Regions from separate parts of the Homo sapiens genome. Here region 1 is linked to region 2. A link is a loop called in an ENCODE intact Hi-C map of the cell type or tissue named here. Cell type or tissue: mammary epithelial cell. All regions are shown on one strand. Each heading gives the region's core, and the rest is flanking DNA. Links, peaks and the distances in the headings are about the cores only.

What was found. Hi-C counts contacts between places; a loop is a spot of excess contacts. Peaks named below come from ENCODE experiments on the same cell type or tissue, not always from the same donor. Only the 100,000 strongest peaks of a DNase experiment are listed, where the experiment ranks them.
Region 1: a loop joins it to region 2, with 10 times the contacts of the local background. A loop is called at or near these places in 8 of 110 quality-filtered maps.

What each region holds. Positions count from the first base shown.
Region 1 is chr5:71,776,677-71,787,732 of GRCh38, forward strand. No RefSeq gene overlaps it. Among named protein-coding and RNA genes, the nearest start is that of CARTPT, 63 kb to the left of the region's middle. RefSeq lists an enhancer at 2,066-2,360. In mammary epithelial cell, for the core only: a CTCF peak has its summit at 6,422 (motif pointing right); no DNase peak of the experiment used is centred there.
Region 2 is chr5:72,518,486-72,529,541 of GRCh38, forward strand. No RefSeq gene overlaps it. Among named protein-coding and RNA genes, the nearest start is that of ZNF366, 17 kb to the left of the region's middle. RefSeq lists a silencer at 5,537-5,831. In mammary epithelial cell, for the core only: a CTCF peak has its summit at 5,681; DNase peaks (open chromatin) are centred at 5,676 and 7,526.

The sequences.
Region 1 (11,056 bases), core at 3,849-8,848, 740 kb before region 2:
GTCAGAGTGAGAGTTTTGGATTCATTGAATTTCAGACAAATGGTTATATGCCTAAGAAAGGTAAATGACAAGTTCTTTTTCTTCCCTTTCAAATTCTCATGGTATCTGTTTTACTTACACAGGAGGAGAGAGAGAGAGAGAGAGTGTGTGTTTGTGTGTGTTTGTGTATTCGTATGAAACTAGAAGGAGATATTGTACATTGTACAGTTGAAAATATTTGGCCTGCAATTTTATTCTTTATTTTGTCTCTAAAAGTTTATCACAGAAATTTCTTTCAGTTGTTAACTGTGAGTTTCAGGATACCAAGAGGGCTGCTCCACACCAAAAAAAACTGATGGTTATGTCTACATTAAGTTTTAAGACTGAATGTGTCAATTCAAGGGCTGGAGGAGACATAGAGGTGTCCTGGGCAGAAAAATGATCTGATGCACCTTCAAACCAGTGTTCTTGAGATGTTTAATCAAATTTATTGAGAAGAAATGCTGATCATTCTGCCCTTGGTTTGTTTAGATCTGGCCCCAGACTTGCAAATTATACTTGGCATAGCAAAGATTCTGCAGTGAATCAGATCAGCCTCTTTTGCTTTTTAGTGGAAAAAGGAAAGAATAATATGAAAAACACTTATGTAACCACCACCATACAAAATTATAAAAGTGTTTAATATTTGGACATAATTGCTATATTCCCTCTTCCTCTTCTTCTTCCTCTACTTGTTTTTTTTTCTTAAAAAAGGAAAATATTACATGAAAGTGAAGGCCTATATATTTTCCACTTTCCCCAGCGGCAACACTATCAAGAATTTGAGCATCCATACATTTATACTTTTATGAATCTGTGAACAATATGCAATGCTGCTGTGTGGTTTTGAAGTTTACTTGAATTACATACGCTTCACTCAATACTCTGTAACTGGCTCTTTTCTCTAAACATATTTTCAAGCTCTACCCACGTAGATCCAAGTGGCTAATTAATTTTAACTGCTATTTAGTATTCCATTGTGCAATAACACCACACGCAATTTATCTACTCTGATTGATGGATTTTAAGGCTTTCCAAATTTTTCACTATTACAAGCTATTACTGCATTGCTCTTAATATTTAACCATTTAATATGATAATTGCTGATGATTTTTGGTAAAGACCCTTTATCAGATTAAGAAAGTTCCCTTATGGGGAAAGGAGAGAGGGAGGGTGACCAGGGCTGAAAAACTGCCTATTGGGTCTTTGCTGAGTACCTGGATGATGGAATCATTCGTACCCCAACCCCAGGGTCACAACATACCCATGTAACAAATCTGCACATGTACCCCCTGAATCCAAAATAAAAGTTGAAATTATAAAATAAAAAAAGGAAATTTCGCCTCTATTGCTTGTTGGCTAAGTGTTTCAAACTCTTCTTACAGTCAGTTTTATCTTCCTACTTGGGGGTTTTCCTCCCAGATGCAAAAAGCTTATCACAGATGTTCCTTCAGATTAGATATAATAGTCTGTCTGAAATAGAGATTTCATAAATTCATTTCATTATGCTTTCCTTGATGTTTCAGTTCTCCTGGTTGATTGGTGCCCTGGAAAGCTGCCCAAATAACCCATCCCTGCATCTGCCTCTATCAATTTGGGAAGTCAACCATTAGAGTATTCTTTTAATATCCAGTTTAAAAACTAACTTATAAGTTAAACAAAGACTTCTATTTATTTTATAAGAATTCTTAAATCTTTGGGGTAGGAATATTCTACCTAAAAACAATGCTTAGCTTAAACAAAAACGGAACCTCTCATAGAAAAAAAAATTGTCATCACAGACTGAGATATTTTTGCCCCCTAAAGCAAAAATGCTACTTACTTTGGACTTAGTATACTATTTTTAAAATTAAGTATAAAAACACATATCAGACCTGAATTTTAAAAAGTAGTCTTACTGTAAATACAAGAAAAACTAGATATTTAATAAGGTAAAATGACAGAATGAAATTATATATTTACCATATCTTCAGTACATTTTGTGCTGCACAATGCACTTGCAATTATATAAAGCATTCTGTGTGTGCTATGTATTATAATTGTTGTTAATTTGAGATAACTGAAAATAGGAATTGCATAGACAGTAAATATTTTACGTTTTCTCTTTGACTGAAAGTAGGTGACACTTCCTGTGGCTGCCATTTCAACAGTCCCCACTGTATGGCAGAAGCAGCCTGCTCAATCCGCTAGTATCCACAGCAATCAATATGGCATTCTTTCCTTTTCTAGGAGCCAGAAAGCCTGTGATTATGTGCATTATGTGATGGAAGAAAGGATGGTATTTAGAGTAAGTCCCTCAAGATACAGCATTGTATAGTCACAGTGATATTGACGCATGTATCATAATGCATATATCCTTCTATTTTCCTTTTTACCCCCAAATAAGTACATTCTTCTATCTCTACAGACAACTGTGTTGCACAAGTAACCTTCTTATATCAAATCCACTAGAACATGAGCCAAGATATTGTCAGATATTAAATAATAGGAGAAACATCATCATTCAGAGATGCTGCTAACTACCACTTAGGTAAACAGAAATGTCAGTTTGTGAATGCTTTTCGTATTCACTGCAACATTACTTTCTAAGGCGTGCGACACTGAAGGAATGTACTCACACTTATGTAAAGCTATGAAGCTGCCATATTGTGCACGCTATTCTCATGTATGCCTGCTGATGTTCAGAGATGGCTAAGATGCAGAATATTTCCAACTTGTATTGGCAACTCAACCCATAGTTGAAATGGCTTGGGCTTTCCTAAGATAAACAACTGTGGAATCGGGCCTGGCATTAGGGTCTTTATTTAAGAAGACACCCAGATCTGCTTTAGGAGCCCTCTGCTTCACATTTTCCTTCCAATGGTGAGCCATGATCTTTGAAATCCCAAATATTAGCAATGACTTAAGATCTTTCTGGAGAGAAGAGTGCTTTAACTGGGTTAAGTTTAGTTATCAACTTAATGCTTTTCAACTAGAAAAAGTTGCGTTTTTCCAGTCATAGGGACACAGTAGAGTGTGCTAGGTGTGTGGCAAAGCACAGGATAATGTATGTGACATATTTTCTTGGTGGGTCATATTTGGTCATTGAGTAATGTAACACATTGCTGTTAAGTTCTTACAAATAGACCTGGAATAGAATGCAACATTCACATGAATTTTATGACAAAATGTGAATCTTCAATTAAGTTTCCTGCTTGCAACAGACTGCTTCTTACCTTACAACTTCCAGATGCTCTGGGGCCACAATTTTCTCTCTTCTACCTTAGTAGACTTCTAGGAAATTTGGGAAGTGCCAAGTTAGCTTGGATTTATTTTACATTAGCAACTACCTGTAATCTACAGTACAGATAACAGTGGCAATGAAACAAGGAGGAATAAGTTTCAAATGGCAGGTTGGTATTTAGGAGGACAGGGCCTTGCATGGCCCTAACAGGGCACCATATTGAGAGTCTTGGGCCAGAAGAGAGACAGCATAAGGGACTGGCTGCCTAAAGAGGTCAGTTGCACCACGTATTTCCCAATTTGCTCATGAAATGCTTGGGACTCTCTTTGGTCTCTGAACCTCTAACTCTGGTATTTTTCTGCTTGCTTTGGTTACCTCCCTAATTAAGTGACTCTCTAACTGCAAAGGAGCCCATACCATGTTAAATGTGAATACTTAGCATTTGTATTCCTCCAGTCTAGGTCCTACTTATTTAGGATGGTCCTGCTCAAGTCTCAAGGCCTAGATTCGGAGAGAGTTAGAGATACTCTGGCACACGCACTTTTTTTTTTTTTTTTTTTAAGACACATTCTCACTTTGTCACCCAGGCTGGAGTGCAGTTGTGCAATCTCATTTCACTGCAGCCTCAACCTCCTGGGCTAAAGTGATTCTCCCACCTCAGCCCCCCAAGTAGCTGGGACTACAGGCACTTACCACTATGCCCAGCTATTTTTTTTTTTTTTTTGTATTTTTTGTAGAGATGAGGTTTTGCCATGTTGCCCGGGCTGGTCTCAAACTGAGCTCAAGTGATCCACCAGCCTCGGCCTCCCAATGTGCTGAGATTACAGGCATGAGCCACCACGCCCTGCCTGGCACACACTCTAAAGCCTTCAGGGGCTTCCTAACTGAGCTCCTTCCCATGGCCTGCCAGGCCCTCCATGCTCTGGCTCCTGGGTGCTCCTCATTTCCTGCCACTCCCCAACACTCCTGGTGACCCAGCCACACTGGTCTCCTTGCTGCTCATCGGACACATTGCGTCGTTCCTATCTCAGGGCCTTTTCCTCCCTGCTGCTTCTTCCAGGAATGCTCTTCCCACAGCTTTGAGTTTGGGTTGCTCCCTCACTTCATCCACACCCCTACTCTAATGTTATTTCATCAAAGAGATCTCCCTAGCCTCCCTTTCTGGCACCCCACTGCAACTCACTATCCTTTTACCCTGACTTACTTTTATTTGTAGCCTGTATCACTACCTACCATGTAACTTATCTATTTATCTGTTTATCATCTGCCTTCCCCTTCTTCCCCACCACACTATAAAATCCATTAGGACAAAATCATTGTCTTGTTCAACACTGTATCACCAGGACCACAGAGTGCCTGAATTATGGTCAGTGCTCAAAAGGGATTTGTTATCAACTGCGCTCTGTCATTTTACACATCAGATACTGAGGTCAGGCAAGGTATAAAGAGAGCAGGGGCAGGAGCAGTGGCTTCCCCTCTGACTGCTCCCACCATGCCAACCATTTCTATTTCTGAGCATGAGTAGAACTCACTACCCATACCCGGCCGCCCCATACCTGACTGTGTACTGCCTTGTCCTGGTCTCGAATCACTACAAATCACGCTTGGCAAGTTTGTATCGAAAGCAATGTTTGCTTTAGTGGGATCTGGCAAACCCAGGGTCCCCAAAGACCACTAAGCAGTCACCAGCACTGAGTTTTAGAAATGGCTGGCTTGTTTTATTACCAGTTAATAGCATTTGTATTTGTGCTTTTGCAAATAACCATGAGAAATCAGTCATCAGGCATGAATGATATGAGAAAATTAAGGACAAGGTCCTAAAAAATGGGCTGGGGATGAGGACTACGGTTCAGTAACTGGATCAAGCGTGTGAAGACTCAGGGGAAAGAATTTACATGGGGTATATGCTGTTCAAGAAGGACTAAAATTCGGGGCCAGATGCTACTGCATCTCCTCCTCCCCCACCACACACACACATTCGAAGGGCTATGGAGGGCACCTTTTTTCTTTAGGGAAAATTATCCCATTTCATTCATCCTACAAACATGAGGAGTGGCTGTGTTTTCAGAAGTGCCAATGAAAATCCCAAGTCCTGGGTCTCTGAGAGATACTTTCTTATGTGGTTAAGAAGAATCAGGATGCATAAACTTGAATCCTTTCTCTACCATTTATTTGCTCTAAGATCTTGGGCAAGTTATGTAAAGTTCTCTCTGTTTTCTATCTGTTAAATGGAAATAAAAATGATACCAGTTGTATGGGTTGTTGTTGAGATTAAATAAAGAACTGCTGGTAAAGTGCTTTTTACATTATCTGCCAAGCAGAAAGGGCTCAATGCATTTTAAATAAGTAAATATATATCCCTGAGTAAAGCAGGGAGGAACCAGCCCAGCCAATGGCTTCCCTGTTTTCAAAACCACCCTGCTTGTCCTTCCAGAGGAATAAGACCAAATTCCTGGGGATTTTGGTTCACTCCTTGGTCAGCAACCCTGCAGATTTATTTTTTCTAGTCATTTCAGGCTCTGTGTCTAATGATGCCAAGTTACCTGGCTTTATGGTGAGTATGAAGCTGAACGCTAACTGCGGAAACTCCCCGGGCCAGGCAAAGCCTTGGAAAGTGAAAGTGGCTGTGAAGGCAAAGGTGCCACCTGGTCTTTCCCTAGGGAGAGCAAGACCCCAAACTGATCCTTATCATGAGATTCTGGGTACTGAGGTGAACTTGGGCTTGCAGCTTTGCAGTGAGTTTGGAGCCCACCTCTTTGAAGGCAGATTTCATGCATGCTTTCTTTGTGTAAAGTATTTTGAGAAAGTAGATGTATTTGAAGATGTTAATTTGGGCAGAGGACTATCCTCAGGTAATGCTGGGTGCACTTGTGGGAGTGGGGCCAAGCACCAGCTACTGCAGATAAATGTGCTGGCTCTGATCTCTGGTACCTCTGTTGAGTGACAAGCTCTTACAGAAACAAAGGAAGTGGCGGTATAGCAGGGACAGTCCCTTGTGGGGACTGTAAATGGCTGAGACTGCTACCATCTGCTCTTCTCGATTCAAATATTTAACAGGAGGTTGAAAACACAGAAGTTCCCATGAAATTACCAGTTTTTTTCCCCCGAACTTAATTTCTGTCAAGGAGAGGGAGGGGTCCCTTGTGTTAAACGTCTGCTTTTCAGTTTTCGAGACTGCCAGGAGATGGCGCCAGGGCTTGGTTCTTAATGGGTTCCTTGGCGCACCAAAGAAAAGACATGCTCGGCGTGGGGATGGAGGCCTCCGTCTCGGCGTTTCCATGTAACTCGTTTCTCAGGATATCTGAACAGAAACCCTGGCCTTGACATTCCTTGGGTTAAATGGGCTTCTTTTTTCATCTGGCCGGGAATTGAGTTTCTGGTCATGGCGCGCTACATTTTCAGTCATCGATTCTCCTCAGAGGGTCGCACGACTGATGTTGTCTCTGGACATATGCTAATAAGAAACCAGAGAGAGCTTGGAGAGGGATTTTGAATGCATTAGAACTTTCCAGCGTGTTGCATAAAAAATAGAAAGTAGAGGTCATGTTATTTGGGAAATAGTAGACGTGTTGTATCATACCGTTTTTTTTTTTCTTCTTTTCAGACCCTTTTCACTGATCTGTTGCTCTTAGCCCAGAAAACGGTATAGCTGATGCCAGAAATTACAGCACGTTCTGCTAGGAAGTGTTTACACTTCAGGGCTGAACTCCTAGCACGATTAATAAACATCACCACCACAACATAAGAACGACTGAGCATGTGGTACCTATCCGCTCATTTAACCCTTACAGTAATCTGGGATATGTCCTTTATGATGTACTTTTTTCAGGCTAGAAAACTGAAGCTTAGGTTCAATAATTTGCCTAAAGTCATTCAACGTGTGATCAGAAGAGTAGAGATTGAAACTCAGACCATCTGACTCCAGGCCCACAAGGTTGTCCCCGGCACCCTACTAGAACAGCAATTTTGGGGGTAACGGGGCACCCCGGAGGCAGTGCTCAGTGGTTCCAGGTAGCTTGGTGTGCAGAGAGGCACCCAGGTATAGAGATGTGGTAGTCGTTTAGTGTTCACTGTGTCATGTGAGCGCTGTGTCATGTCCTGTGGCTTCTCTCAACACCGTGTGCAGAATCCAAACTTCCCCAGGCCTGCAAGCTCTGAGCTCTGTTCCCCTCTCCTATCCTGCTTGGTCACCCTCCAGGCATCTTTCTCCTTCCAGAACTTGCCAAGCCCATTTCTGCCTCAGGCTCTTTGCACCTGAGCTCTCTTCCCTTAACTCCTCACTGGCTGGCTCTTTTTCCTCAGGGCTCAGCGCAGACAGCCCTTTCTCACCCCATGATGTAAGGAGGCTCCCTCTGCCTCAAGGCCTCCTGACTCCTCACTCTGTTTTATTCCTTTATCGCACTTGTAATGATCTCTAAGTATCTTGTTTGCCTGGGTATCGTCTGTTTTTCTCTCATTGGAATGTAAACTCCATGAGGAGGGGATTGGACAGTCTGGTTCATTGCTGTATTCCTGGAACCTAGAACATGCCAGAAACAAAGGAGGTGCTTAATAAACATTTATTGAATAAATATGATGGGGGAATGTGATAAAAGCAGCAGGAGTTGTGGTCCCACCTGTCAGGAGGCTCACAGGACAACGAGAGAGCCCAGGTTGGCATGAAACAACTGAAGATCAATCATGGCAAGGGTGGTAGTGGCCCAGAATAGTGGTCACAAAAACAGATTCTGGGGCTTACCCACCTTGGGAGGCTGAGGCAGAAAGACGGTTTAAGCCCAGGAGTTTGAGAACAACCTGGGCAACAAAGTGAGACCCTGTCTCTACAAAAAAATAAAAAAAATTATCCTGGTATGGTGGTGTGACCCTGTAGTCCTAGCTACCTGGGAGGCTGAGGTGGGAGGATTGATTGAGCCCAGGAGGTCGAGGTTGCTGTGAGTTGTGATTGTACCACTGTACTCAAGCCTAGGTAACAGAGTAAGATCTTGTCTCTAAAATAAAATAAAATAAAAATAGATAAATCCTGACTCCAGTACTCACTGGCTGTGTGATCTTGGCCAAGTTATTTAGCTCTTTCATGCCTCAATTTTCTCATCAGTAAGTTGAAGATAATAATATTAGTAATATTAATACCCACTCATGGAATTGTTTAAGGATTAAATGAGATATATATGAGTGCTTGGAATGGTGACTGGCACATAGTGCTCTATAAATATTTTTTAAGTAAATAAAGGTATAATTAAGCAGAAACCTATGGCTTTAGAAATTCAGAAAAATGAAAATGCCAGTGTTGGGGAAAGCCCTGTTTCTTGGAGGTGGTTGGATTTGGATTGAGGAAGACAGGGAGTCTGAGGGGATATTTGCACTTGCTCTGGTGCCTCATTTCTATGTAAATATCTATTCAAGAAATATTTGTTTATTGATTTATTTTTGTTCAATAAATATTTATTGAGCATTTATTATGTGTCAGTGCCTAGGATGCAGCAATAAAATTGTAAACAGTACAAAATGAATTTCATTGATTTAAAAAAATTTTTTTTCTTTTTTTTGAGGAAGATGCTCTTTTTTCTCATTTCTTGAATTGGATTCTTGACTTGTATACTTTCAGGAAATATTTATTAAGCATGAGCAAAAAATGGTTAGTAAATCATCCCTCCCAGCCCCACCCCCAAAGTATGCTAAGAATTTATTATATATAATGGGAGTTTTTTAAAAAAACGTTAGTATTGTTTGGACTTAACATACAGAATGATGCTCTAGAAAACCATAGCCTCTCTTCTTCCTCCAGCTACAGTCTTTCCTGTCCCAGTTAGGGTACAGGTTCTGAAATGAACCTCGACTGGCTCTAGGTGACTCTGCTGGAGAGAAGTTCAAATTCCTCACTCTCTCCTCTTAGTTCGATTCAACCAACATGCACTGAGAGCTAACTTTATGCAAGGCAGACATGCGAGTGTAGAGAGGGTAATAAAAATGACATCCTTGATAACACAAGCATCTAGAAGAAGTTTAGAATGAATAGTGGCCCCAGGCCTGCAGTGCAGAGAGGAACCATGATGGGAGCCGGAGGGGAACGGACAGAAGGCCCAGGCCCAAGACGGGACTTCATGTCGCAGAGTGAAACTGGCTCCCAGTCCCCAGGTGGAGGTGGCTCTGAAAGATGACAGTGCCTAAAAAATAGCAACAACATTGAAAACACAATGAAATGCTCATTTTTATATTAAGGGAGGGTGAGTTTTAGAGAAGGGCTCTGTGCATTTTCAACAAGGTGGGAGATAAATGGAAAGAAGCCTTCTCTTGGCTGTAAAGACAACATCAAAGCTTCTCTATTGATCCAAGGGAAATAATTACAGCGATATCCTGAGAGAGTCAATGGACTCCCAACATAGAATTCCACGTCTGATTTATGCAATCTCACCCATTCCCAACACATGGCCTCGGGACACAGTGGCAAATAATAACATTTAATTAAAACACATAAAACAGAAGCATCAATGACAGCCAAGTCAAAATCAATATAATGCTAATTTCTAAAGATGGTGCTTGCATGAGGTCCAGGGGGTCAGCAGCAAGGGATTTCACGACAAAGAGCCTTTGTGAAAGGGAGCAGACTTCCATTTCCTGTGGCTGGAGTTACAGACCGCAGAGATCCTATAGCTCAAATCCCTCACTGCACAGAAGATAAACCGAGGTCTGGAGAACTGAGAATTTCATAATAGAGTCAGTGGTAGCATAATAATCTGACTTTTAGGCTTGTGTTCTTTGTTCCTGTGTCATTCTCCCTTTAAGTCTCAGAGTTCTTGGTAGGAATGCCCTCTCACTTCAGATGGAGTGCCGAAGTCAATGGAAGAAGCCACCCATCAGTGGCACAGGTGTCTCTAAACCTGACAACACATGACATCTTCCATGGCTGACTGCATCTCAACAAAGGTTTTTAATCGGCAGCCTGCAGTGTGACGTTTCTAAGTCAAATTGCTTCTTTGTGCCTGCAGGTCCCCTTCCTGTCACTTGGATTTGGTCAGAGAGCTCACAACCTCAGCTGCACCATCTGCTTTTTCAGAGGACAAGGAGACCCTCATGGCCCAGAAGAAATGGCAAATGAAACAAATTCTCCTTGAATTCGTGTAGAACATAATTCTGCAACAGATAGAATTTCCTTTTCATCCAAATAGATCACTTGGGTGATAAATGTTAGAAACTGAGTAGGTTGCATGGGGTTAAGATTACATTGTGTTTTCATCAGTTCCCAGCTCTTGGTCTGAAATTTGGGCACAGAGTTCTGGAAACTCTGACTTTTCAAGAAGTTGCTTGGCATTGTTCTCTTTGACTAAAATGGAAAATGGGAGATGCTTCAAGTCTTAATTGCATTTGCAGTCTTTGGTAGATCTTATCAAATTGCAATTGTGAATAATCTTTGGGGTTGCAGAAGTGTGAGACTGAGGTGGTCGTGGGAGTATAGACTCCAAGATGGCTGATTTCTACTCGGTAGCAGACTCTGTCTGAAAATGCTAACTTTACCCTTGCTCACAGACTGGAGAACAGGCAACATGGCCTGTGCCCTTCTGGTTATTTGGTTCTCTGTGTGAAGGTGTTGGGTAGAGGGTGTCACTGGGCTGGCGGTCTTACAGCATAAGCAAACAGATATCTCCTTTTAAGAGCTATTGGATTGGTGACCATAGAAAACTGGAAGTGCTTGGCAAATCTTGTCTAAATCAGGGGTTCTCCCAAACTTTCTAAATAAAGGGCTTAGGGGTGCCAATCTGGTTCAAAGGGGGTCAGCTAGGGACTTGTTCTGCAACAGAGTTTGCATAATAATTTAAA
Region 2 (11,056 bases), core at 2,650-7,649:
CTGCTGCTGTTTACCTTTGGTAGGACAGCCATTGGCGGTGAGTTCAAACACAGGAAAAGGCCTGTGTTCCAGGAAGAGCTGCAGACGGGCTGAAAGACCGGCCATAATGTTGCTGGATTGCACTATTCCCCACTGGTGTTCAGCCTGGGATCACACCAGGCCCTTGCCTCAACCTCAGGCAACCAGCCTCCAGCTATTTCTTGGACTACTACCTTCCCTTGGGAATATTGCCCCTAAAACAAGATGGTGTGGGATGGAGGGATGAAGAAGTAAGGGAGGGGCAATAAAAAGAGAAAAAGAGGCTTACACTACAAACAAAAACACAATAGCCTTATTTCTAGTCTAGTATGAAAAACATAATTATAACAAGCAGCAAACTTTGGGTTTACATTTGGAGGTTTTGTTATTTATTTGTTTTCAATTATTAACATCATCCTCTATGAACTAAGAGGTCCACATTTGTCAAAACAAGGCCACACATTCCCCAAGGCAGCTACCTCCAGACATCTCTGATCTATTGGTGAAAAGGAAGGGAAAGAATCTACCTCCCTATGTTTCAAAGTGATCCACCCTGAATAGGGTTATGCTAAATTGTGGGAGAAAGGAGGGAAAGCATATGAGGAAATACATGCTGTAAGGATCAAAATCTTCTGGGCCTTCCCCATTCCCCCCAGATTTCTTTCTGCTAATTCCATTTCAAAAACTCCCTTGGCTCCAAGGCACTAGATTCTCTGGTTGGGTCATTCTCAAGATTACCATGAGGATCTCACTTCTCTTTCCCTGATTTTAGAGTTATTTATGTCAAAATCTTTCTGTCTTCCAGAGAGCTCACAGCATCCTGTCTCCTCCAGAAGCTCTTCCCCAGCTGAAATGGAAGTGAAAGACTGGTAGTCTCCTCCTCAACCACCCACCTCCTGGGGCCCTGACTGTGTGGATGAACTCCTCACACCCAGGATTTGTGTCTCCAGTGAAAAGCAGCAATTTATCCTACACTGAAAATTTCCTGAATAAAAACAGTTCATGAAACTCTGGATGTAGTATTTTATTTGGTGTAGAATGAGTCTACAATAAGATCCTTTGTGTTCTCTGGTTTTTAGCAGTTTGACTCTGATGTTCCTGTGTGTGTGTGGGCATGTGTAGGTGTGTGTTTAATCCTCTTCTGCTTGGGGATTGCTCTCCTTCCTAAATTTGTAACTTTATGCCTTTCTCTAAATTTGAATAATTTTCACCTTTTACTTTTTTTCAAATATTTTTTCTGACCAATTTTTTTCTCTTCTCCTTCTCAGACTCCAGTTACATACGTATTAGACCTATTGATATTGTCCACTGTTCCCAGAGGACCTGCCCATTGTTTTTCAATGTCTCTTCTCTCTGTTCTGCACATTGAATAACTTCTATTGAATGATTTTAAAGCTTACTAACTTTTCTGTTATTTCTATTTTACTGTTAAGGCCAATCAGTAAATTTTTTATTTTAGATACTGTAATTTTTAATTCTAGAATTTTTATTTGGTTCTTTTAAGAAAAAAATAGTTTTTAGTTCTTTATTGAGCTTTCTTATCTTTTCATTCATTAGGAATATGTTTTTCTTTATGTCCTTAAGTATAGCTACAATAACCACTTTAAAATCTAGTCTGCCAATTCTATCACCTGTATTATCTTCAAATTGTTCTTTTTTCTCTTCAGAATGGGTCTTTTTTTTTCTTCAAATGTTGAGCAATTTTGGAATGTATTCTGTCTATTATAAATGATATATTGAAGAGACTCTGTATTCTGTTATGCTGTTCTAAAGAATATTGTGCAGCTTTTTCTAGGCAGGCAGGTATCTTGGCTGAATTCAAATTGCAAATTCTGTATGCCCTGAAGTAGGCAGCAGCTCAAATCCAAGTTGTTTTCTTAGCCTCAGCTGAGAGGCCTGAGCTCTGTCCCACAAATGTGAGACATAGGGTTCAACCAGAAATTTCTAGGCAACATTTGGGTGTCCTCTCTTTCTCCCTCTCTCTCTCTCTTTCTCTCTCTTTCTTTCTCTCTGATTATCTCCTTCATGGAATTTCCCTCTTATTTTCAAGAAGCTGTGGCCACCTTGAACTCTGACATTTGGTTCTGCAAGCCAGGAAAACTGTGGGTTTCTATCTGAGTTTCAGTGACCCCCCATGTCGCACCAGCTATAGCCTGCTCTCAGGATAAAAGCTACAAAAAAGAAAAACATAAAACTTAACTCGTGGTATTTCCTTCTTCAAGTATAGACTCTTCTGTAATATCTGCCTGTTTTTATTTGCCCTCAGATATTTTTCTATTTTTCTGAAGTTTTAAATTATTATCTGCAGAAAAGTTGGGTAGGTAGGGGTTTATTACTATAAAAGGGAGTATAACTTTTATTCTTTTGCTTCTTGGACAAATAACTATTCAAATATTTTCTAAGACTTAGTCAATTTTGCTCTTTAGCAAATAGTTTCTGTCTCAGTTTTCTATTTATTTTCTCATGGTTCTATGGGTCAGCAGTTGGGGCTGGGATTGATGGGCAGCTCTTCTGCTGGTCTTGTTTATTGTTACCTAGGTGGTTGCATTCTTCCAGTGGCTTGACTGGGATTATATGGTCGAAGACATTCTCACTCACTGGCAATCGATGCAAGAAGTTGGCTGGGCCTCTCTTCTCATGTCGTCTCTCATTCTCAAGAAGGCTATCCCAGACTTTTTCACATAAATGTCTCAGGGTTCTAGGAGGGTAAGAGTGGATGCTACATAGGCTCTTGAAGCCTGCAATTAAAACATACAGTGTCATTTCCACCACAAAGCAGGTCATAAGGCTATCCAGATATAAGAGAATGAAGATTAGACTGTATTTGTGCATATATAGATAGGAGGAATTTGTGGTCATTTCTTACAATCCAGCACATTAATATAAAAAATGCTATTATGCAACAATAATGGTAACAATCTTATTAAAATTTAACCCCCTTTGTGATCTATCACCATACTCACTGTGAGGCATCCAGATGAAGAAGAGTTGGATGCTTTTCTTCATGCTGTTTTATACCTAGGGAAAATGAGGAATTGAGATGTTAAGTAGATTTACCAAGATTGCAGAGGCAGTGATAGATAGAGCCAGGATATATAATGTTTAGTATATAAGTATGTATGATGGAGAAAAGCGAAAAACAAGAAGAGATTAAGAAATGCAGGAATAGGGTGGGGGAGTTTGCAATTTTAAATAGGATATATAGGAAAGTCTTCATTGAGAAGATGAGGATAGAGAAAAGACCTGAAAGAGGCCAGGGAAGGGGAATACACTTTCATTCAGTGGGATGAATAAGCACACTTGGTGGGATATGATATTATGTATGTATGTTATATATAGATCACTGAATCTTCCATTATATTTTTATGAGTTGGTAAAGCACACATTTATCATACTGAATATCAAACACCTGAAGTAGTCACGACTTAAAATTATATTATAAACAATTTCATATCATACCGGATTGGGTCTTTAAAGGGACTTGATAAATGCTACATAACAATTTTGGTTCTGTAGGATATGTTTTATATATATATATATATATATATATATATATATATATATATATATATATATGTATTCTTGGTATATATAAAGTGCTTTATAGTGACTAACAATTTCATAAACATAAAGTAGAAATAGAAAGCTATGAAAGATATTTTTCCTGCTGATAAATACATAAACTGAAACTTCTACTCACAATAATTGATGATTAGAAAATTTGGACCAATCCTCCCACTAAGGAAACATAAAGAACTGAATGAAATATAAAAAAAACTTCTTAAAAGAATCAAAGTATTAACAATATATTGAGGAATTACAAAAAGAAAATCAAGAAGAGGAGAACCTAGAGAGTAAAACCAACATCTGAATCTGATTTTGCTCTAAGAACATTTGCTAAGCCTAAAGAAATTCATTTTTGGTAAATTCCTGGGGCCAGGAGGCAAAAGGCAAGACCTGTAATCCACCAGAAGTCAGGATTTTAATAAATCATGACCATTTTAAATTGGGATCCCAAAGGATCCAGGTAAGGTAAATCATGAGTAAGCTAATCCCTGCAAAGAATTTTGATTTGGCTTTATGTCATTCGGGTGGTCCAGGAAACTGCAAGCCTTGAACTTGGTTTAAGATAGACCCAGACTGGTAGCACCTCAAGTGTCTGGCAGAGGCAGAGGAAAATCCTCTTTGGAAGAAGATGATGTTACGCTAGGCCTCAAATTATTGTGAAAATTAGTACAAATAATCTTTAAAACACAATGTCCAACACATTGTCAAAAACAACCAGTCATACATGGAAACAGAGTTCACTGAACAACACCAGCAGAAACAACAGACAACACAAATAGACCCATAATGACTGGAAATAATGTCTGTTGGAATTATTAGTCACAAACTATAAAATAACTCTGCTGTGTTTGAAGAAGAAAACAGACAGAATAAACTAAAGGCAATGTTTTAAGATATGATAGCCAAGAATATTAAGGACTAATAGAAGACATCAATCAATAGATTCAAGAAGCCTAATAGAGCTTACACAATATAAATTTAAAGAACAGCACTGCCAGAAACTTTATAGTGAAACCATAGGAAACCAAAGAAACTGAACTGTAAGCCCACCATATACTAAAAGCAGCCATAAAGAAAAGGACATATTATCTTTAAAGAAATAAAATTAAATCGACAGCTGACTTTTAAAAGTTAATAATTGAAGTCAGAAGACAGTAAAATAGTATTGTCAACATGTTCACAGAAAATAATTGCTCACTTAGATTTCTATTCCCAGGAGATATTCTATTTATTAATATATTGTTATATTATATATCCATTTATATTATATATGGTAAAGATAAATACTTTTTTCTAAAAAACTGAGAGTTTGGAAAATTTTAAAGGATTATTTAAGGGATAAGTAAAATGATCCAGATGGAAAATCTGAGATTCAGGAAGTGAAGACCAAAAAACAATAAAAATATATTATAGAATTTTAAAATTACATAGGATTTTAAATTGTGACAAGCGCCAATTAATTGGGATGTAGATAGATGGGATTGAAGTGTTCTAAGCTTTCTGAATTGTATAGGCCAATGATAGAGATTAACATTTATATTATATTTGGATAAGTTAGCAATGAAAGGTTAAAAATAAAATAATAAATAGAAAACAATAATAATTTTTAGGCCAGCCACTAAAAGAATAGTTATTGCAAATCTTCCAAAATAGTAAAGGGGAAGACTAATGATTAAAATATCTTAGTTGATCCCAAAGAAGTCAAGAGATGAGAAAAAGAATCATAGAAGAGGTAGAACATATCAATCATGAAATAAGATGCTAGATTAAAACCCAAATTTATCAGTGATTCCATTAAATGTAAATGAGCTAGCCTTACTATTCCTAATAAATATTTCCTAATAAATGTGCATTAAAGGGCTGTGGGGAATATTGGAGAATGCCCTGAGCTGAGGATAGGAGGCCTGAATTCTAGTCCTTCTTTAGTCATCAGCTAACCATGGAATTCTGAGCAGTTCTCTGGACTTCAGCTCACACAGGAAATTAGGACATTAGGTTGGATAATGGATGAACTTCATTTAGTCCTTTTAGACTTAGAGATTATTCTCATGACCTCTTTGCTTAGGTTCCAGGTCTTAAGACAGCCTCTTGTTGAAGGAAGGGACGCCCTCTGCTGAGATAAAACTGAATTCTCTTAAGCTTCATTTATCTCACTTGGCAAGATATCTTAAGTGACATATGGAAATGTTACACATTAGAGGTGGCAAAGGTGTGATAAATACTTTTTTAAAATGACTATTCATATTGATGCCAGAATCTCCAATATTGATTAACTTGGATTCGCAACTGAAAAATCTTATTCACTGGTCTCTAAAGACAGGTTTGCAGAACTTCCAAAGTTATTTATATTCATCCTCCCCCATAAGCAATCTAGATTGATCAACATTTAGTATACATAATGGCACTGGTACTCTCACTTGGTCCATATATAAGCTGGTCATGGGTCACAAACAGAACTTGAGTTATCCTGAAGGAAAAGTGGGAATTCACACCGTGAAGAGGTTGACTGTTATACTACCGTTCTTTCACTGGTGTTTAGTGTATTGTGACACAATACAGTTTGTATGTTGTCAACTAACAATTTTTTAAAAGACTCCTGCCCTCTAAATTACAAACTAAATAGAATTACAAGTTAAATAGAATAATAAGTTAAATCAAATAATAGTGCAATTAATAATAATGCAGTTAATAATTCTGCAAAGAATAAGAAAATGGCAAAGCAGACATTTTTCCTACTCCTTCAATCATATTACAAAGTAAAAATAATGATAATTGAATCAGATCCACAAAGAAGCCTACACAGAGGCCAAAGTGTATTGAACTCCACCAAGAAGTTTATTTGAAGTATAGATTTAACCCATCAATTAATGGAAACCCCAACTAATACCAGCTCATGAAGAAGAGCCATTGCAATTGGCAGAAAACTTTAACGTATGGTTTATTACATGTTTTCTATCTTTTGAAAAGTTCTTTTGGGTATGTTTCATAATAAACTAATATGATAGCTTATATGTATAATTTATAAACAAACACAGATACACATTTTGGGGATGTATGCTCAAATTTGAGGAAGGGGTACATAAAGAAATCTGGAGACTCCAGACTTAGTTTAAAAAGCAGAGCTCTTGGGTGGACCTTCAGAGTGACATGAATTGTAGGGCTACAGGGGAACTGAGAGGCCTCAGGTCATTGGACAGGAGCGGCTGGGCACTGTGATGTGCTGACTGTGAAGTCAGACAAAGACTCCAGGTTGTCTGTGCTCTATCATTATAGGACCTTGGGCAGATGACATATCCTCTCTGTGTTTTTAAAAATACAGCCCTTAGACAATCTGCATCAGCACTGAGGCATTGACTAAAAATTTAAATTACTACCCTGTGGTCTGATCGTCACTGACCCTCTTCTTGGGCCAGAAAAGGGTATTTCACATTACTGAGCATTTTCTTTGTGTCAAGCCCTTTCTCATATTATTATTTTGTTTGATACACATAACAAATATTCCCATTTGTGAAATATTCCCATTTTATAGATTAGGACAGTGAGCGTGGTGGACAGACCTTAGGGTGACTGCCGGTAATTCCTGCTGTCTGCTGTTCAAGCCCTTTGTAATCCACTCCCTGTATGTGTGGATGAATCTGTGACTTGCTTCTACTCAACAGAATATGGCAAAAGTGATAGGCGATCACTCCCTTGCTTAGATTAGATTATACAACAAAGATGTCGGGCTGTCACCCCATAATTATGTTGTGATAGAAGTTTTAGCAGACTGAAGAAGCAAGACTTTCCTGCTGGCCTTGAAGAAGCAAGTTGCCATCACATCAACTGCATATGTTGAGAGTCACAAAGCAGGGAATTGTGGGAAGTCTCTAGGAAACTTCCAGCCTCAGTCCTGTAACCACAAGGAACTAACTCTTGCTCAACATCCCCCTAGGGTTAGAAGAGGACTCTGAGCTCCAGGAAGGAAGGAGACCTGGTCAATTCTTTGCAGACAATCTTGTGAGGCCCCAAGCAGAGGATCCAGTTAAGCAATGTCTAGATTCCTGACTTGCAGGAATGGTGACATCATAAATCTGTGTTGTTTTGAGCTGGTAAATTTAAAATATTTATTACACAGCAGTAGAAAATGAGTACAGTGGACATGCATGGTGGTTTACACTTGTAATCCCAGCACTTTGGGAAGCCAACACAGAAGGATTGCTTGAGTCCAGGAGTTTGAGACCAGCCTGGGCAACATAGTGAGACCCCTTCTCTACAAAAAAATTTAAAAATTAGCCAGGTGTGGTGGCAGGTGTAATCCCAGCTACTGGGGAGGCTGAGGCAGGAGAATTGTTCGAACCTGGGAGGAAGAGGTTGCAATGAGCCGAGATCACACCACTGCACTCCAGCCTGAGTGACAGAGCAAGGCCCTGTCTCGAAAAAGAAAAAGAAAGAAAAGGAATGCAGCAAGTGATTCGTCTTTTTTGTTTTTTGTTTGTTTTTTGTTTTTTGAGACAGGGTCTCATGCTGTTGTTCAGGCTGGAGTGCAGTGGTGCGATCTTGGCTCACTGCAGCCTCTGCCTTCTAGGTTCAAGCAATTCTCCTGCATCAGCCTCCCAAGTGGGGGCCCACCACCACGCCTGGCTAATTTTTGTATTTTTAATAGAGACAGGGTTTCACCATATTGGCCAGGCTGCTCTCAAACTGCTAACCTCAAGTGATCCTCGCACCTCGGCCTCCCAAAATGCTGAGATTGCAGGCGTGAGCTGCTGCGGCCAGCCCCCAAGTATTATTATGTATCAGAATCATCTTGCTTGAAGGTGGATAGTGTTCTCCAATCTAGACTTATCCATAATAAAGCTGATATTTGTATCTTCATTCTCTATCTTTTGTGGCTATTTCTCAGCTGGTTCCAAACTCAGAGTTGGGGGGAGATATGACTGATTATCAACTCTAACCCCAGCACATCGTAGCATTACCTGCTCTTCTCCACAGGGCACCTTCCCACCCATTGTTCATTTGAGCCTCAAAATAATTTCATAAAATCAAGACAACTTTTTAATTGTTTAATATCCATTTTAATTTTAGACCACTCTATCTAAATGTGAATTTTATTTTTATTTATTTTTGTCCTCCTAAGCATTCAGGATGATTTTTCAGTCTGAGGATTTTTATATTTTTTCAATTAAATTTTTTCTCTGTTATTATATTTTTAGGTAGTTTTTCTGCCCAATTTTTATTATTCATTCCTTCTGGAACTCCCATTGGATGTGTGGTCTGTGTTTCTCTGTCTATTTTTCTTTTACCTGAACTCTTTTATTCTATCTCCTCTTTCTAGGCTAGGTCTAGGCTAAGTTCTGTATGACCCCTCTCAGCGCAATCTTCCAATTCTTTTATTCTGCCTTCAAGTCTGCCCAGTCTCTTGTTTATGCTAAGTATTAAGGTTTACTTTTTGAGTGTGTTTTTTCCTAATTCAGGGAATAAAATTTAATTTTCAACAAGCTTATTTTATATCTTCTTGTTCTTGCCATATAACCTCCCATTTAATATCGAAAGAATGCTATTAATACATCCTTAATCTCTTTAAGAATTCTAAGCATGTTAAGTTTAAAGTTATTTGAAATTTATATGTCATTCCAGTTTCTTTGGGTATGAATTCTCACTCGTCGAATCTCATAATGGATTCGTGTTGCAATAATTTTTTGTGTGTGCTTTGTAGATTTTATTTGAGATTTCATCTTGCATGAAACTTTCCTGAATGCCTGTTCCTTCCCATGGTTGCCTTAGCCTGGCCTTCTAGACCTCACACTTCCAGGATAGTCTTACATGAAAGTTCCAATCATTCAGCTCAAGCAGGTAATGCATTACACCTGTGCCCTGTGCTAGCCTGGTTCTCTTTATTACATGGGCTCCTCTCTACACAAGTAGAATGTTTCTAGCCATAGCTATGTGGTCAAGCAGAAAAATTTCAGTCCCAGTTCCCTGGATGGAGGTGCTGTCCAGCCCCCTGCTTAATTCAAGGAACTTGGTCTCTCATAATAAATAGAGTTCTCTTGACCCTCATTTCCAAAGGAACTTTGACAGCACCTACTCCCTATGAGCCCCATAACTTCAACTTTCCAAACACTTGCTATTTTTTTATTTTTAAAAGAGATGTTCCCTTTTTCTCTAAGACATGTATTTTAAAAATATGTTATATTCCATTTCTATCACCATGCGTTATATGTTTGTATTAGAGAATAAGTGAAGAATTCATGTGATTATTTTGCCATATGGACTCATAATCTTTGGACATTCATGTTAAAGGTTAACCAGCAGAAGCACAGAAAGGTTAGCTGAGCTTTACAGGTGCCACAACAAATTAGTAGTCAAGGTGTTAGTAAAGCCAACTCTCTAGATTGTGGTATTTGGATACAGTGTTCTTTCCATTCTGCCACATGGAACTATGGGATTTTATTTGCTTTATTTGTCTATTTATATAAAGTTATTTGTTTGTTAAGCTACAATAGCCTATGAATACAAACACAATAACATCTCTTTTGTGTTTCAAACTAAATAAGCCCTGTCTCAGTAGCAGAATATGTAGTAGTCCTTGTGAGACCTGTGATGTTTCACTAAATTGTCCAAGAACATCAAGGGTTATTTGGTCCAAAATGTTCGTTCCTCCTATCATGGCCTTGGTTCTTTCCTCCCCAACAGACTTCTTACTCTAGATTACTCCAAGCCATTCAGGATCCGACGACTTTGCCAGTGAGTGGTTCAGCAAAACTATGTGACCCAATTATGGCTAATTAGACATCTAGAAAGATGTCTCCACTTCTAATAAGGGAGATAAGAAAAGGCAACACCACCCCCCCGCCACCTAGTTTTCTCTGGACATTAGATGGACGCTTGGGACTTCCATAGATACACATTGACCTCGCATGAGCCAGATGACAGCAAAGTGGGAAAGTGAGAAGCACTGGGTCTAATGATGCCAGCAAGCCATGGTGTTCGAAACACTGGTGCTCCCCAGCCTCGAACTGCTCTGAGATAATGTGTTTCTTTATTATTAATACCACTTTGAGTTGGGGTTGTTATTCCTTGAAACTAAGACATCCTAATGACACTACCTGTTTCCAAATGGCTCCAGCAGTGACAATGGGATCTTCTAGACCAGCACTGTCCAACAGGAATGCAATGCAAGCCGCAAATATGCACCACATATGTGATTTTTAATTATTTTTAATAACCCCATTAAGATGAAATTAAATCTAATAATATACCATATTTAACCCAATATATGCAAAATACTATTTTGGCAGGTAATCAACATAAAAATTGAGAAATTTTATAATCCTGTTTTACAGTAAGTCCTCAAAATCTAATGTGCATTTTACACTTAGAGCACATGTCTCCATTCAGAATAGCCACATTTTAGGGGCTCAAAAGCCATGTGTGGCTAGTGGCTGCCCATCCAGACAGTGCCCCAGCATGCGTGTTTGGGACTGCAGCT